2 separate regions of the Homo sapiens genome follow, and region 2 is linked to region 1. A link is a loop called in an ENCODE intact Hi-C map of the cell type or tissue named here. Cell type or tissue: A673. All regions are shown on one strand. Each heading gives the region's core, and the rest is flanking DNA. Links, peaks and the distances in the headings are about the cores only.

The links. Peaks named below come from ENCODE experiments on the same cell type or tissue, not always from the same donor. Only the 100,000 strongest peaks of a DNase experiment are listed, where the experiment ranks them.
Region 2: it touches region 1 in a loop (8-fold over the local background); 2 of 110 quality-filtered maps call a loop at or near these places.

What each region holds. Positions count from the first base shown.
Region 1 is chr2:148,507,613-148,512,612 of GRCh38, forward strand. MBD5 (methyl-CpG binding domain protein 5) reads left to right here. Exons shown (of 14, transcript NM_001378120.1): 13 at 2,448-2,523. Among named protein-coding and RNA genes, the nearest start is that of EPC2, 130 kb to the right of the region's middle. In A673, for the core only: a CTCF peak has its summit at 2,024 (motif pointing left); a DNase peak (open chromatin) is centred at 2,009.
Region 2 is chr2:146,729,183-146,741,095 of GRCh38, forward strand. No RefSeq gene overlaps it. Among named protein-coding and RNA genes, the nearest start is that of LINC01911, 100 kb to the right of the region's middle. In A673, for the core only: a CTCF peak has its summit at 5,073 (motif pointing right); a DNase peak (open chromatin) is centred at 5,079.

The DNA of each region.
Region 1 (5,000 bases), core at 1-5,000:
GCCGGGCGCGGTGGCGGGTGCCTGTAGTCCCAGCTACTCGAGGGGGCTGAGACAGGAGAATGGCGTGAACCCGGGAGGCGGAGCTTGCAGTGAGCCGAGACTGCGCCACTGCACTCCAGCCTGGGCGACAGAGCAAGACTCCGTCTCAAAAAAAAAAAAAAAAAATTCTTGGCACATAGACATTTTTTAATAAATAACAGGTATTTCTTTTACTAAGATTAAATGTGAGAGAACCAAGGTTCTCTGGAGGTTTTTCATTAAAACATTGTAACTTCATTTTAAATATTTGGAACTTTATATAGTCAATTTTAAACTCCTAAGATATTTTAATCAAAATTTATAATAAATAAATGTCTTATAAAACTTGTTAATACGTCAAACTTATGTTCATACAAAAGAAATAGTGAGGATAAATTTATTTAACACATTACACACAGTGCGATATTGTCAGGCAACGTGGCAATGATAATACTGTCAGAACCCTTGCCAAGCAGCCTGCAAAAGGGGCCCCAGCCCAGCCTCAGCAAACCCTAGGTGGCCTTGCAGAGTGCTCCCAGGAGCTTGCTTGGCAGACACCTCATTAGGAAAACAACTGAGACTGACTCCATGAGATGACCAGGGCCCCTTGAAACTGGAATGGGTAGGTAAAAGGAAGACAGTACATACATAATAAAAAAACTTCTTATATACCAGTTAGAAGGAATGAATAGATTATACAAACTAGATGGTATTTAAAACAGTTATAAGGAGAAAAAAGAGAAGTATGTATATCATGACACCTTTTGTGTGTGTGTTTAAAAAAAAACACACATAAAACAATACTAGATTAAAGTATAAAAGCAGACTAAAAGTTGAGGGGGGAAGGTGAGGGAAAATGGGACCAGGATAGGTAACAGGGAACTCCAGCTTTATTTTTTTAATATAAAAGACTTAAAGGAATTTATTAACATTTCCTTCCAGCGGGGGAATATATTAGGTTTATTTTATCCTATGTACTCCTCTGCATTTTAAAATTTCTAAAAATAAATGACAAAAATATAAAAGCTAAAGACTAGCTTACAGGGCAGCAAAAGGTAGGGGTTGATGCCATATTCCCCTTATAATTTGGTTAAAACCAATACACTAATTTTTCCCTTCAGTTAAACTGACCTAAGTACGTATATATTTTTTGAAACATAGGACCATCTGGGCCACCTTTGACAAATATTTTTATTTAGCAAATACATAGAGCATCTATGGTATGTCTAGCACTATAGAACTCAGGGGTGGAAAACTCGGAGTTCTCAAAGTGTAGACAGAAACTCAATGTATGCATTGTCCAGTCCTGGTGTGTGAGGAAAAAACCTAGGGAAAGCTATGGTAAACTGAACTAAAGTTCAAAAATGTTTCAAAACACTATGCTAACCAAACTAAATACAACAGTAAGCCAAACTCTCCCACGACTGCAAATTTCCAGTCTCCATGGTAGATGCTAAGATAGGACTTAACTCATGGAAACCCATGCTAACCACCTGTTATGAAAACGTTACCTCCAGCAGCTTTTCTAGTAATTGTCATGACAGGGTAAATGAAAAGAATCACCTTAGCACTTGGAAAAAATGAGTAATTATTTATTGCATAAAGGAGGAAAAACAAGTTAACAGTCAGGATGGGCAAAGTGTACATAACCACAGAGGTGGGTAGCATGGATTTACCTGATTTTAGTTCAACAGCTTCATAGATCTAAGCTTCAAAAATGGCAGATGCACCGTGTGTGTTATTCGGGCCAAACATGTGTAATGGAATGCTAAGTGGAGAGAAAAGGTCAGAGAAGTGATAGGCACCCTGAGGCCGTCATTCTTTATCTGTTCAAATAGTTACCTCATTTTGGCTTTTGGCCCTGGGGGGCAGGCTCCGGAGCCTCAGGTGCGTCAGAGTTAAGCTGTTTCCCACCCCGGAACACGCACCGGCATTTCAGCCTTCACTTGCTCAACTCCAGAGCCAGGACGCTCCAGAGAGGACAGAGGGAGCTCCCTAGTGGCCAGAGCCTGCAGTTCAGCCCCTCCGCCCTTCCTCTGATCACACAGTCAGGCTGACTGAGAAAGAAACAAGAAGCAACACAGGGCCGGCTGGAGCCAGGGAGCATGAGGGGCGTCTCTGGGAGAGGGAACCCGTGGCCCAACTTTCTTCCCAAATCACCAGATTGTGGAAGAAGCATGTGGAAGAGGAAAAAGTCCATCTCCCCGCCCCACAATCTGTTCAACTTTTTTTAGTAGTTCTGTGACTTTAATCATTAGTATTCAGTGATAAGAATCCCAGAGTGATGTTTTGTCATCTGAATTTTCCAAACGCGAGTATAAATTGGCTTTCTCTCGTGGAATTGGTACTTTTGTTTTCTGATTAGGAAATTAAATTGAGTTTTGTTTCTTTAATTTTTTAATCTGGTGTGTTGTTTTCATTAATTCCAGAAGTGGAAAGCTAAATAACCATTTAGAAGCTGCTATTCATGAGGCCATGAGTGAACTGGACAAAATGTCTGGGACTGTAAGTTAATTTATTTTTCCATTATACTACGTTTCTTTGAAAATAAATTGTGTTACACTTTTTGGTAAAGTCTCTTGAGTATTGTCAAACAACTCACATAGCAATACTAAATTACTAGCCTAGAAAAAAAAGACAAATATTAGAAAAGATTCAAAGTCATTTAAGAAAAAGAAACCTACCACATTAACTATGTCTTTCTTCCTGAGATAAGTAATTTTGTTTTGCCACATAACGTTCGTTTAAAATATGAGCAGCAAAATATTGAAGTTCAAACCACAGCTTTCTGCACTTGACTCTGTGAATGGCCATGGCCATTACTGTTGCTTATATATGTAGTAATGCAAACTTTGTTCTGTCCATTGAACCAAAAAGACAGTGGGGTCAAGATCAAGAGTATATAGACCTCTCATATCCCATTTTTATTGAACTGTGCATATAATAGCATTGAGTGTGAGAAGTTTAATCGTTATGCTCCAGTTCACATATTGACTGATGTAAATACTTAAAATATAATTTTGGTAATCTGTTAAAAATGTGAATTGTCTAAGGCTATTTAGCATGAAAAATAATTTCTTTTATTTGACCTTATGTTACAAGGTTATCTGAATCCCAACAAACCATCCAATGACAATTGAATGATGGGATTAGTATAGGTTTTAGAGATTTTGTAATCCAACCAAACCATCATTTCGCAGATGGGTGAATTGAAGCCCTGAGACATTAAATTTCCTGATAAAATTATAGGAAAGATCTAGATTGGGGATTATAAACTCAAATGTTTTCTAGGGCCAGGCAAATTATATCAGTAAGTAAAGTGGGCCAGGTATGACAGCAGTTGGAATGGATGAGAAATGCCAGTGAAGATCCATGGGTTAGGGTAGGCTACCAATCTAGAGGCTCAGCACAGTATAAGCCATTACCCACTTGAGTCTGGTGCTGGTTGAGGAAGGGTTGCTCCACACCAGGGCACAGATTCTTTCTGTATCTAGTGACCACCTCTCTTAGGACCTCAGAGTGCTCCATTATATCCTTTGCATTTTGCCTTGAAGGTAAAAGAAAAGAGCGTGCTAAGAATACTGCCAGCATAGGTTTTATGAGCCAGACCTGGAAGCTCATTCTGTTGACTTTCCACTGACCTGACCTAATCATATGGCCTTCTTAACTCAAGTAGAATAGGAAATAGAACATAGAATGTGCCTGCCCAGGAAAAAGAGAAAATGAGTTTGGCCATCATCTCTCTAGGCTCTGCCTCGGGACATTTGGTCCTGGTGGAAATCAGGTAGTTGAGAGTAATAAGGATCAGGGCAACCTGGGAGTCATGTGCTCTCTCCAGAAGGCATTCCTTCCATGCTCCAGCAGATCTTAGACATCTGGGAAATTGTGTTCATGTTGCAAGATCTTTCCATTTTTCATATAAAACTAGAAGTCTAGAAGTAAATTTTCTCATTTTTATGGGTTGACAACTGTTTTAAAAAATATTAAAGTGCCATATGGCTAAACAAAATACCATTTCAGCCACATTTGGTCCACAGATTACTAGTTTGCAGTCTCAGTTATAAAAAGTTTCTTTCCTCAGTTATAAAAAGTTTTGGCTCTTTACTACAGAATAGTTGTTTTAAAAAATGTGTATGGAGAAGATTAGGAGGAATAGGCAGATTGAAAAACCCATAAACATTATTTAAAATTTTTAAATATTATTTTTTAAAAGCATTCTGCATTTGAGTCTGGATAGCATTGCCCTTTGCTGCTGTCTAAACATTATTTTTAAGCATGTAATTGAGCCAACTTGTAGTGGATCCGGAGAGGCGATTGTACTCATCTCTTCCTAATTCTAAGTCCTGTGACATAAGGTTGGCCAGGGTAAAAGTTTTACACCACAGAAACTGGCAAAATGCTAAAATGGACTTGTGTCGAAATGCTGATTAAGCATTTGCTACACCATTGCCTTGGGTTCATCCCTCCTCTCCTAGGTCTTGGACCTTGCTCCTTTCCACCAATAGCTACAAGACAATTTGATCACTCCCTCCTCCAAATTATACCTGCTATCTAATGCTGCTCAGCCACTGCTCAATCTGATGAACAGCACTAAATGTTGCTAGTTCCTGCATTAGCACATAAAGAAAGGTGAGTTGTATTAACTGCTCCTCCCAGACTACACAATTTCAGATCTGCCAACAGATGATAGTGGTATTCTCTTTTCCATTTTGATTCTTCTTATGAACAAACATCCTTGGGCTGAGCTATGTGTGCATGTTATTATAATTTGTGACCCTTCCTAGTCATTGTAAAATAAGTAGGGTAACAAAGTGAGGGAAAAAAAGGGGCATGTTTGGTGTGTAATTATTCATTCTTCCAGGCTGTAGTGAAATTGGTGATCTAGGGTCTCTGACAGGGAAGGCTTTATTTTTGTTTTAAATGGACAATGGGGGTAACAACTGCACATTGCATTTCCCATACTTGATTTTGTCCAGTTCATC
Region 2 (11,913 bases), core at 2,979-7,978, 1.8 Mb before region 1:
GTTTGCAAGCCTAATAACATAATTCAGGCAATGATTATCAGCAGTTGAAACATTAGATAAAAAGTTGATGGAGAATTTTACAATAGGAAAATCGGCCTTAAGTAGTTGAACTGAAGCTAATCCAGTATCTGGAGCTAACTTTCATTTCCAGAGTATACCAGTATAACAACAACAAAAAAGTTAAATGACACCAAGGAAATAGACAATCCAGAATGTCAAATATTTCACAGAAGAATCAACTCCTCTGTAACAGTCAATAGCAGGAAAAAATAAAAAAGGAAAGGGTGATTGTTGAAGATTAAGAGATTAAGGAGAATTAACCACCAAATGTAATGTATAGATCTTCTTTGATTTGTGACTCAAAGAAACTAGCTGTACAAAGATGTTTTTGAGATCACTGGAGCAATTTAATCATGTAGTGAGTATTAGGTGACCTTAAATATTTATTTAAAAATTTTGTTGGCATCGTGGCTATGTAAAATGGCCATATTACTTTTAGAAACACATACTAAAGTATATAGAGATTCAATGACTGAATTTTAGGTTTACTTTTAAAATATGAAAACAAAAAGGTAAAAAAGATAGATGCAGCAAAGCAAACCTTTATACATGCTGAATCTGGAAGATGAGTATATGTGGGTTTATTGAATTATTTCTCTACTTTTATTTATGTGTGAAAATGTCCAAGTAAAATATGAAAAAATGTTTCAAAGAATATTTAATCACATGGGAAAATTACCATGGCACGAGCAGCTATATATATGGGTCTGATTTTATAATTTTCTCTGGGTAATAATACTGTAATTTTTTCCTTTAACCATGTCTATATGTTTATATTTTCTAATATGAAAAAATATTTGTAATCATAAAAATCCATATAATTGTAAAATAAATATTCATAAAACCACGTGTAAGCCCTGAACTAAGCTGACACAGCTTTTACATCTTTGTCTGACGTGCCACACCTTTGATTATTTTAGCTAACATTAACTTGTCACCTTCCCATTAACAGAGCTGTCAAAAATTTCACCTTTGGTATTATCTACTCTAGTATTTTAACATGTCTGATTATCATCATTATTAATAATTACAATTCTGTAAAATTTGATCATTTTAAGTCACAACACTATTCCTTCAGCAAACATTTACTCTGAGTCTAGTATTTGTCAGGCACTGTTCCAGGCACTGGGGCATAAAACATAAATAAACAGAGTCCCCGCTGTAATAGAGCTCAGAATTCCAGGCTAACAAAGAAAGAAAAAGAGGGCATAATCTCAAAGGTGTCTACTAGCAATGCCACCTCATGAAACAAAGACAAATATTTTTAGGCCTACAAAATATTCAATTACCAGATCAAATCAAATAAAATGTCAATACTCAACAATTTGACCTAGAAAATGGCATTTTCTTATGTTTTAATTTAACTTTTTTTCAGATTTGTATTTTAGAGACAAAACAGACATTTGAGGGTATATATTTAATTCTCTTCTTTCACAGGTCATGAAACTGTGGGGGGGTGGGCGGGGAGCGGAAAGTGTTGTCCAAGTCAAAAAGCTAGTGAATCAGAGAAAGTAGAAAACAGATATTGTGCACAAATTCAATTAAGGGTCCCCTTTCTTTAGTTATCAGTAATATAAAGGAAGACTTAGATTCAGATTTTAAAAACCAAATATAATAGAATTGCTATAACTTACAAAACCCATTACTTTTCTCCAAATTTTCATGAATACAGTAAACAGTCTGACTCTTAGATTCAGTGCTCAAAGCTAGGGAAAAAGAAATTGAACAAAAACATAATATGCATGTTATAGGATGCTAAAGAAGAAGTTTCGCAAATGCTGTGACTGTCCTCTACTTGCTTACAGTGTATATAAATCCCAAATGGAAAGTAAAAGCATGAGCCATAGAAATACCATTGATTAAGATCATAGTTTAAATGCTGTTCTTTCAGTAGCTGCATGCACAATGACTCAAAACTTTGAAATTTATAAATAAATTCAAATGCAAATATAGAGCCATACTAATATGAACTATTGTGCTGTGTGGTATAGAATATTATAGCCTGTTTATGTGAGAAGAAAGGGAAATTGATGAACAGCTAGCCAGACTGTTGTTTTTTTTGTGAAAAAAGTTGAGTTGCTAACTACAGACCCACATTGTAGCTATATCTGATTATTTTTAATTTTTCAAATATGCTTATATCTAAGTTAATGTTTCATAATATTAACATAATTAATTTTAATGAGTAGAATTGGCTTTTCTCAACAAATCTTCTTTCCTTTAGCAAATCCTAAGACCTTTCCACTATTAGAAAAGTTTTTTAAGTTTCCTTTTTAACTAACTAGCTAATCAATTGATTAATTAATTCCACAATAGTTTACGAAACAGCAAGTGGAGTAAGCATTTGGGTGGGATATTGGCAATGGAAAGGTGAATAAGGGGGCTGGATCCCGGCTTCCTACAGGTCCACAGATAGTCTTGGGCTACACTGATAATATTGTTGTTTGTAATATACTGGTTCTCATTCTCATTAGAAAGGTAATAAGCTAGGCAGATGCTAATGCCTATATTAAAAAGTGTTACTTTATTCATCTTTGAAGTATTATCCTTCAGTGATACATATGATTAATAACATTAACTCATGTTATGAATAAGTAATCAAGAAACTATTTTAAAGAGCAGCAAAATCAGCAAAATAGAGGTTATCTTAAAAACCAGTTCATGTCTAAAAGACCAGCATTTAGGAATATTTATAGACTTGAATAAATTAAGTTTCTTATAAACTAAGGCTAGAGCCTTCTGGTTGCTAAAATTTAGTGTTCCTTCTAGTACATTATGTCATATAACTTTCATTTTCTATTATGTGTTCTGATATTTACAAAATAAACTTTTAGAAAATTATTTAAATTAAATTATAAGTTAATTTTAGAATTCTGTGAATGCTAATTTTAGGCCATCAGGAAAATGCAAGCTGAATGGAAAGATAATAAATAAATAAAATAAACTCACATATTAAACTGATTAATTCAATAATTTTATTTATTTATTTATTTTTGCTTTTGGCTGAGTTATGTCAAGTAAAAATTTTAGAAGAATGTCCGGACTGTATAACTCCTGAGCCTCATATATTTGAAAATGTCATTGCCTTGCCTTAGGTCAACTACATGCTGTGTAGCTAAAGAATTCTCAGTTTATACCATCAACTGTAGATTTTCTTGTTCTTAGTCATTATCAATGTTTTTTTCTCATACATGGTGATATCAATCATTTGTATTGTTGGATTCAAATCCTCAATAAACTTTTATCTTATTCAAATTCTTCATGAATCTTCTGTATGACTATCTTCATTATTATAGTTTTCTTAGGCTTTCTTATTTTCTTGATTTGTTATTTATAGCACTGATTATGATGATAATCATGATATAATGATAATCAATATTATAATTCATGTGATAAATACTATTAAGCTATTTATTACTATTAAAACACTGAAAGCACCTCCAAATTTTTAAAAACATGGCCAAAGAAATGTTGATCCTTACATGAGCATATATATATATACTATTAATAGGGTGTATATATTATTATGAGTTTCATTTGTATTATACATTTACATGAGTACATATATACATGAGTATATATATACTCTTTAGAGTATATATAAGCTTTTTAGAAATTTGATCCAACGGGTCGGTGGTACAAGATACCAGCAACTGTTATATATATTCATATACTAGAGTTTTGAACATTTGATTAACAGAAAAATTTTCCTGGTACAATGTCAAAAGATATAAATATATATATACAATATGATTACAAGTATAAACGTGTATATATATTCATATATATTTTCTCTATATACATTGTAATTATTTGTAAAGATATTCTTCGCATGAATGAAAATACTGAATTCAAACACACCAAACACACACACTTGTCCATTATCCCAAGGACGTGTGGGAAGGAGAGGTTCTAACAGGTGACATACTTTTCTCTCTTTAATTGTTACTATATTATTTATAATGAGCACATGCCTCTTGCTTATATTGAAATGGTATTAATAAAAAGCAAATCTATATTATAACTATTAAAAAAAACCTTTAACTATGGGGTAAGTGACATTTGTCAAAGAAAGAAAATATCCAATAGAAAAAAACAAACGCAAATGCTTTTAAAACCACAGCAAAGTAACACTTTTCCAAGAAGGATACAATTTTTGAGAAGTCACTGTGTAATCAGATTAACTTCTGTATACACTGGGAGAAGGGAGGTATATGTTAAGTGAACTCCCCTCCTTATATAACAGTCATGGCCAATTATGACACTGAAATAGCATTTTATTTTAAATGATTTATCAATTTCACTGTAAGCATTCACAATTATTCCCTTACATTATTGTACATTTTAATCAAGAGTGCATATTTAACTCCAACATTCTTTTGTCTAGTAGGGTTACTGTTATTCTTTCAGCTGGAGTTATTGCTTCTGTTTTTTAGAAGGTCTGGTATTCCCCAAACAGCAGTAAAGTGAGCAGGATATCTGCCTTCTACAGAAATGTTTTTCATTCATAGGACTTCATGCTCAAGTTCAGGGCAGTTTCATTTATGGGAAAAATTATTTTTATTGTTGTTCTGAATCACTTAGTGTTTATTCAAAATTTCCCTAAATCTCAGAATATTCTTGATATTTATGACTTTGGAGCATAATGAAATTATTCCCACGGTCCAGGAAAACCACTAGACTAATAATAGAATGCTGTGTTTGTGTGCTGATGAGCTCTGTGTCCCCAGAAGCTTAATTTGGTGTAGTCATTTATTATAACTTAACAGAAACATTGATATAGGTTTCTTGACTCAATAAAGGAAGCCACAGTTATTGGAATATGAAAATATACAGTGGGAATGTATTAATTTTTGCACATGAATGTCTTCTTTAGGTTTAATAAAGTTGCTCTAAAAGCTCTTTAGAAATATGATGCAACGGGTTGGTGGTACAAGTTACCAGCAACTATTAGCTTGTGGTTGCTCAACACATACAATATAACAGCAGAATATTTGTAGCATCATATTACCACATGAGGGTGCTATCTCCCCAAAAATGTTATCTGTAAAGTGAGCCGACCACCGCTAGGAAAGATTGTTTTGCTATTTTTTTCCGTATACATTTTGGAAGACAAGAAATGATTTGTTAGAATAAACACATTCTGTAGGAAAAAAATAAATAAAATAAAAGTCTCAGCCTTAACACCAAAGGACTAATACTCTTTCTATAACTATATAGTATGAATCAGGCATACAAAAGATACCTTTGATTTAAAAATATGGATCTACATGAAGGTTTATAAGTGTTAGGCAAAGCGTGATCCATGGACGACCTATACTGTAGTAGTAGAGAGACATTAGAGGTTCACGCTCATTAAATAAGCATACCTCTGTGCCTTACTCTGACCTACAAAATCAGAATATCTACAGGTCAGCCCCAGTAATCTTCATTTTTATGTTGCTCCTCAGGTAATTCTCATGCGTTTTAACATTTAAGAAGCACTGGTATGAAGTCATTTTAAAATTGTTATTCTTGTAAACATTGACCCACTTGAATGTTTAAACCCAATAAACTAGGTGATTCTTTGACAACCATGTCATCAACTTTTGCAAGCAGTTCAATCATAAGGGAATCTTTTCTAAAGTACAACTGAAAATTCTCACCTAACATTCTTACATGTTTTGCGGAGAAAATAAATGTAACATCTGCTCTCTGAGACAATAGAGAATTTTACTCACCTTGCCAGCTCATTGACTTTTTGTTATCACTTTCCCTTTGACCTAGTTCAGTAAACAAAAGATAACCCCATGTTTCAACAAGTAAACTTCACACTTGATGCTTTGTCATTTCCAGAAAATTGCACGAATTTGGAAAAGTTTAAGAACTTATACAATAGAAATATGTCCTGTAAAATAGAACTGTAATTATAATTGTATATTCTGTAGAAAATGATTTATACTCGAGAAAATTTAAAACTTAGGTTTAGCAGTAAGTAATGTCTGGTAAAAATATTTAACAGCATACCTAGATTTGATCTTAAAAGCCCAAAGTTATGCTTATTATCCAAAGACTTTTGTGGATGAAATTTTATTTCCCTACAAAAGAGAAAATAAGGCAAGAGAACAGGTTGTAGTAGCTGAACTCTGAGCTTAGGCAAAGGTTGATATTACAAGATGAGTTTTGTATGCAATGAGGTGGTCTCCAGGGTCCATTTAATGTCCATATCAATAAAACTGGCATATACATGCATATATATGTAGATACACATAAATCTAATCTCATATATAGATATATATACTTAGACATATGGCTGTTCATTTAGCCTTATTTGTACATAGATATATGCCTATTAATAGAAAACAAATATGCAACGTAAGACTTCAAGTGGGATGTACAAGCCTCACCTCCCATCCAATGCACATCTCATTTGATAATTTTCTACACAGTTAACCATCTGCCTTCTACTTCAGCTCTCCCTGGAAAAGGAAGCTTCCTACTATTATAGACCATACAGTTAAAAATATTAATTGTATAGAATATTGAAGACAACTTTTCAAATGTTGAACCTGCATCAGCATTTTTCACCTATTGTTACTATTCTTTCTGAATCTACTCATTATAAGATTAATTCATTTTTAACACCTCAAACATGTGAAGTATATTAATTTAATTCAACTTTTCCAATTTCCTACTCTATTATATCTATGATCTCTAAATTATTTTTGAAAACTTTTAAACATTCTCTTCAGAATCTTCTTGATACACAGATGTTTTTCAAGTGTCCTCTTCAAAGGCGTGAATGCAAAATGAAAAGTTTGTGCTGGTGCAGGAAACAGAGGGTTTTTATATTTCTTTTTCTGGACCCCATTCCTATAAACTTGGATGTTTTTCTTTTTTAGAGGCCTCACAATTATGAACATTTTACCTGGTTATGTTATACTCTACATCCGTTTCACAGTACCTTTATTTACTCATCCTTTAATTTGTTCCCATAACGATGCTTTTATTCAGAAATAATTACTGCACACCTACTATATGCCAACACTATTCTCAGAGTGAGGGACAGAACAGTGAACAAAACAGGAAGAAGTCCTTGTCATTATGGAATTTATGTCAGGGGAAATAAAGATAATAAAATATATAAATTATATTTTAGTTCAGAGGGTAATATATGTCATGGAGAAAAGTTAAGTATGGAAGCAAGTTTTCATTAGGTGGAATAGAAATTTTAAATAAAGGAATTGAGACCGTTTCACTTAGAGAGTCATATCCGAATAAAAAATTGAAGGATATAAAGGAGTGAGCCACAAAGAGATCTCAGAGAAAAGCATTATAGGCAACATGCAGATGGCTGAGGCAAGATCAGGTCTGGAACAGGCCTGGAATAGAAGGGGTCACTGTGGCAGCAGAAATTACATTAGGTCAGAAATGGAATGCAGTAGTAGCGACTTGAAGAATATTGTAAAGAGACGATAGGAGTACATCCTGAGTGAGAAGGTACACCATTAGAAGATTGTGGGCTGAGAAGTAATATCTATTTAAATGTAAGATAGATTATTGAACTATAGCATTCAAAGTACATTGAATGCTGCAAGGGTGGACACAGGAAAACAGTTGCGAGGCTACTGCAATATCCAGGTGAGAGATGAGGGTAGAGCTGATCAGAGTGCCAGTATTGGGGATGTTGAAAACCTAGGAATCAGAAATCTTCAGGTAATTTTCTGACTAATTAGATTTGAGGTGTTAGAAAACGTGAGGAATCAAGGATGACTCCAATTTTTTTTGTCCTGAACTGCAGGAAGAATGGAAGTACCATTAACTAAGGTGAGAAAACTAAAGTTAGTTAAGTTTTGAAGAGAAATTTAGGAATTCAGTCAGGTTAAGTATGAGAAATCTAGTGGAAATTCAAGTGGAGAATTCATATCCCAGTAGGCTGCTGAATATATTAACCCAGAGTTCAGAGACAGGTGTAGGCTTGAGACTTAAAAATGGAGAAGTTCCCATACATAAAGGAACCAATGCTATGAATCAGAACTCACTCACAAAAGGAAGGAGTGGAGATGAAAACGGAGGTACAGAAACTGAGGCTCTCCAATTTTCAGAGGTACAGGAGATGAGGGTGAACTAACTAGTAACAGAGGTTGAGAAATGGTCTGTAGAGCAGGAGGAAAATCAGGAGAGTGCTATTTCCTGAAGGCAAGTGAAGAACACATTTCAAGGAGGAGATGTACTATCAAAGCTGGTTTTATTTCAGGCTGAATAGCACGGATTACTGTTAATCATCTTGTTCAATTCTACCCAGAATTCTAGGCTGTCAAGTTAGTTTGAATCTTGAGTCTGCAATTCACAACTTTTCAAGGAATACAAGTTCTTGTTCTTTTTTTTTTTTAAAGAAAATTCTCCATTAAGCATCATCTTTAAAATTAAAAAAATCCTCTTAACTCATATCTTGTTAGTTTTTTTTACATCAAATCTGTTCAAATTTTAACTTCGACAGTGCATATATTAACTTTTTCTCCCAGCTTTGTGTCACCTGATAATTTGATAAGCTTGCCTTCTATGAATTCATTCATTCAAGTCATTGAGAAAAATATAGAACATGACATAGCTCAACATATAATCTGATTTTATAGAATGCTGTAACTTCCCATCTATTTAGTGAATATATTTTAAGTAAAGTTATTTACTTAGCTATACATCCACCTAATTGTTCTAAATGTTGCATTCAAGGCTATTCCTCTTCAGCAGTAAAAGTCTAAATGTCAATTTTTTAGCTTTAAGAGGCCTTGAATGACCAGGCGTGGTGGCTCAAGCTTGTAATCCCAGCACTTGGGGAGGCCAAGGCAGGCGGATCATGAGGTCAAGAGATGAAGACCATCCTGGCCAACATGGCGAAACCTTGACTCTACTAAAAATACAAACATTAGCTGGGTATGGTGGCACGCGCCTGTAGTCCCAGCTACTCGGGAGGCTGAGGCAGGAGAATCACTTGAGCCTAGGAGGCGAAGGTTGCAGTGAGCCAAGATCGCGCCACTGCACTCCAGCCTGGCGACAGAGCAAGACTCCATCTCAAAGAAAAAAAGAGAGAGAGGGAGAAAGAAAAGAGCCTTTGAAGATCACTGAGGCAAATCTCCAACAGGGAAGATAACAGATAATAACATACCCTGAAGGTCTTCATCACATTTTTTGATACAGTGGTCTAATTAATAGATATTTTGCCATTATTTGCTTTCTCATAAACTGGCCCATTATGCAATTGTTTTCTGAAGTGTTCCTAAGCTATTGGTTTTTGGAGCCATCATATAATAATGCCTACCCAGAGATTAGTAAGTGTCCTCATCTCTAGTTATTATAATTTTTCTTTTGTTTTTGCACATTATTTATTTTACTTTATTCTTATAATTTCACCTTTTATTTTACCCAGGCAACAAACGTGCACCTGCACCCTCTGAATCTAAAATAATAATTTTTTTTTGACATGGAGTCTCCTCTGTCTCCCAGGCTGGAGTGCAGCAGCACAATCTCAGCTCACTGCAACCTCTGCCTCGCAGGTTCAAGCGATTCTCCTGCCTCAGCCTCCCGAGTAGCTGGGATTACAGGGGTGCACCACCACTCCCAACTACTTTTTGTATTTTTAGTAGAGACAGGGTTTCACCATGTTGGCCAGGCTGTCCTCAAGCCCTGCCTTGGCCTCCCAAAGTGCTGGGATTACAGGCATGAGCCACTGCACCCAGCTGAATTTTTCTTTTTTGTTTTAGTTTTTGCTTCTGGAAACTCATCTCAACTGTTGTCAGTGGTAGTTTTTCCTCTTCCATGTATAAATACTTCCATTTCTTTGGAATGCAATTCGTTTGGGCCGTGCTCCTAAATTGATTTAAGAAGATTTAAATGATCTGTTTAAATACTTCATCCTTTCTGTGCTTCAGCCAGTGAGTGCCAGTTGTTTGTTTGTGCTTTAGAATTTCCCATTTGAAGTCTATCATTTTAGGACTTTTCTTTTGTAATTGTCACTTGTAAAGATTTTACTAACTATACAAGTTTGTTCACTACAACTTTTTGCAATTATGAAAATGTTCTCCATGTGCATGTGACATGCAACTAGATATGCAGCTAATGTAACTCCAGAATTAAATTTTTATTTAATTTTAATGAATTTAAGTAGCCCATCTAGTGGCTACCACACTGAACAGCAGGGATTTTAGCTATCTTATTCTAGCTCTGAATGTAGTTCGATCTGTCCCATAGGTTAGTTCTGGAAATTTCTAAGGACAGGGATCTTTGTGAGCTTGAGACATGATCTACAAAGCCAGCAGCTAAAGGTCATAGACAGATTATATAAATGAGTAAAGAAGATCAGTGGGTACTGTGGGGACTAGAATTCTATATAACCATTCTGTAAAGGTATCTACCTCAACAAAAAGGGCCAGCCAATCCTGCCAGTTGTAGTCATCCTAAGATGCAAAACCAAAATTGCTAGACCTTCTAATTTTTAAGTAAAATTTCCCATCGCTTAAGTGTCAATAACAATTGCAAATATTAGTAAGTATTGCACATGTCAAGTAAGACATGTCTAGAAGTTGCCTGTTTGTGATACATTGCTTAAGCTATCTTTATACTTCCCTAACAGGTACAGTGTGGGTATATGTGCTCATTGTGACCATGTGCTCCTTTCCAGGTTTTCTTGACACTACTACTACTAAGATTAGCTAATCTAAGATTCTCTACAGCATCACGGCTTTATTTCAGAAGGCTTCTACTTTATCACTTAACAACAGTTTCTGGTTAGTATCATGTACTAACTGTTCAAAATACTCAATAAGATGTAAAAATGTGTAAAAGTTCTCAATGCTGATAAATTTCTCCAACACCTACTAAAGCTCAGAGAGTCCGTAGTCGTGACAATTTGAAGCTTGCAATTTCTTTATCTCCAAGTTCCAGAGTCACCTCATAATTCAATTTGAGTTTCTTCCCAGAAAAATGATAGAGTAGTTATTTTTTTACAATGCACAAGGCAGAAATACCTGAGCACTTGTAGGTATTCTTAAAGAACATTATCAGCAAACAAATTTAAATGGACAGAGAAAGAGTTAAAAGTAAACTAAAGGCATATATGACTTCACTGGCTTAATAACTCACCTCATGCATGAGTTATCTTAAGCATAATGCCATAATTACCTAGAAAACAATTATTCATTAAAGCAACTACATTCACGGCACTGTACCTGGCACTAAGGAGGAGTGTTGAGAAATATAAAACATGGTCTCCAACCTCTAGGAGTTTGAGATTTTATGAGAAAATCCCACATGAAAGCATCAAGAAGCATATCAATAAGAACAAAATGATGTAGCACACAGACTGCACATAAGCCAAGGGGTTTTGGGTTTTGTATTTTGTTTGTTCCTAATTTAATCAAATTAATGGGATTTACTTGCAATAATGGGTATAATCCCCTATCCTAGATTTGGTACCGCCATCCTGAAATTCCTCTCAAAACTGAATTGTATATTTGTTTTATGGCAAAAGCTGGCTGTATGTTGGCATTGTGAAGAAATCAGGAATGGCATAATTTAAATGTCTACAGCTTCAGTTTTTCAATGGTTAAAAGTCTAACTGCAAGAGCCAAGAGCAAAATGTGGAAAATTCTGCAATGCTAACACCCACACTTAATTTAAATTGCTCACTTATTATTCAGTATATGGAAGTGTATGTCATTAACAAGGAGGTGTACGAATGGTGCAGCCACATGTCACTCTACTTAATACATCACCTTAAATAGGAAAACATTTCACCAGTGCATAAGAGCACACAATAAAACTCACAGAAAACTCACAGAGAAACTCACATTTCTCCTTCTCTGAAAACTTCTTATC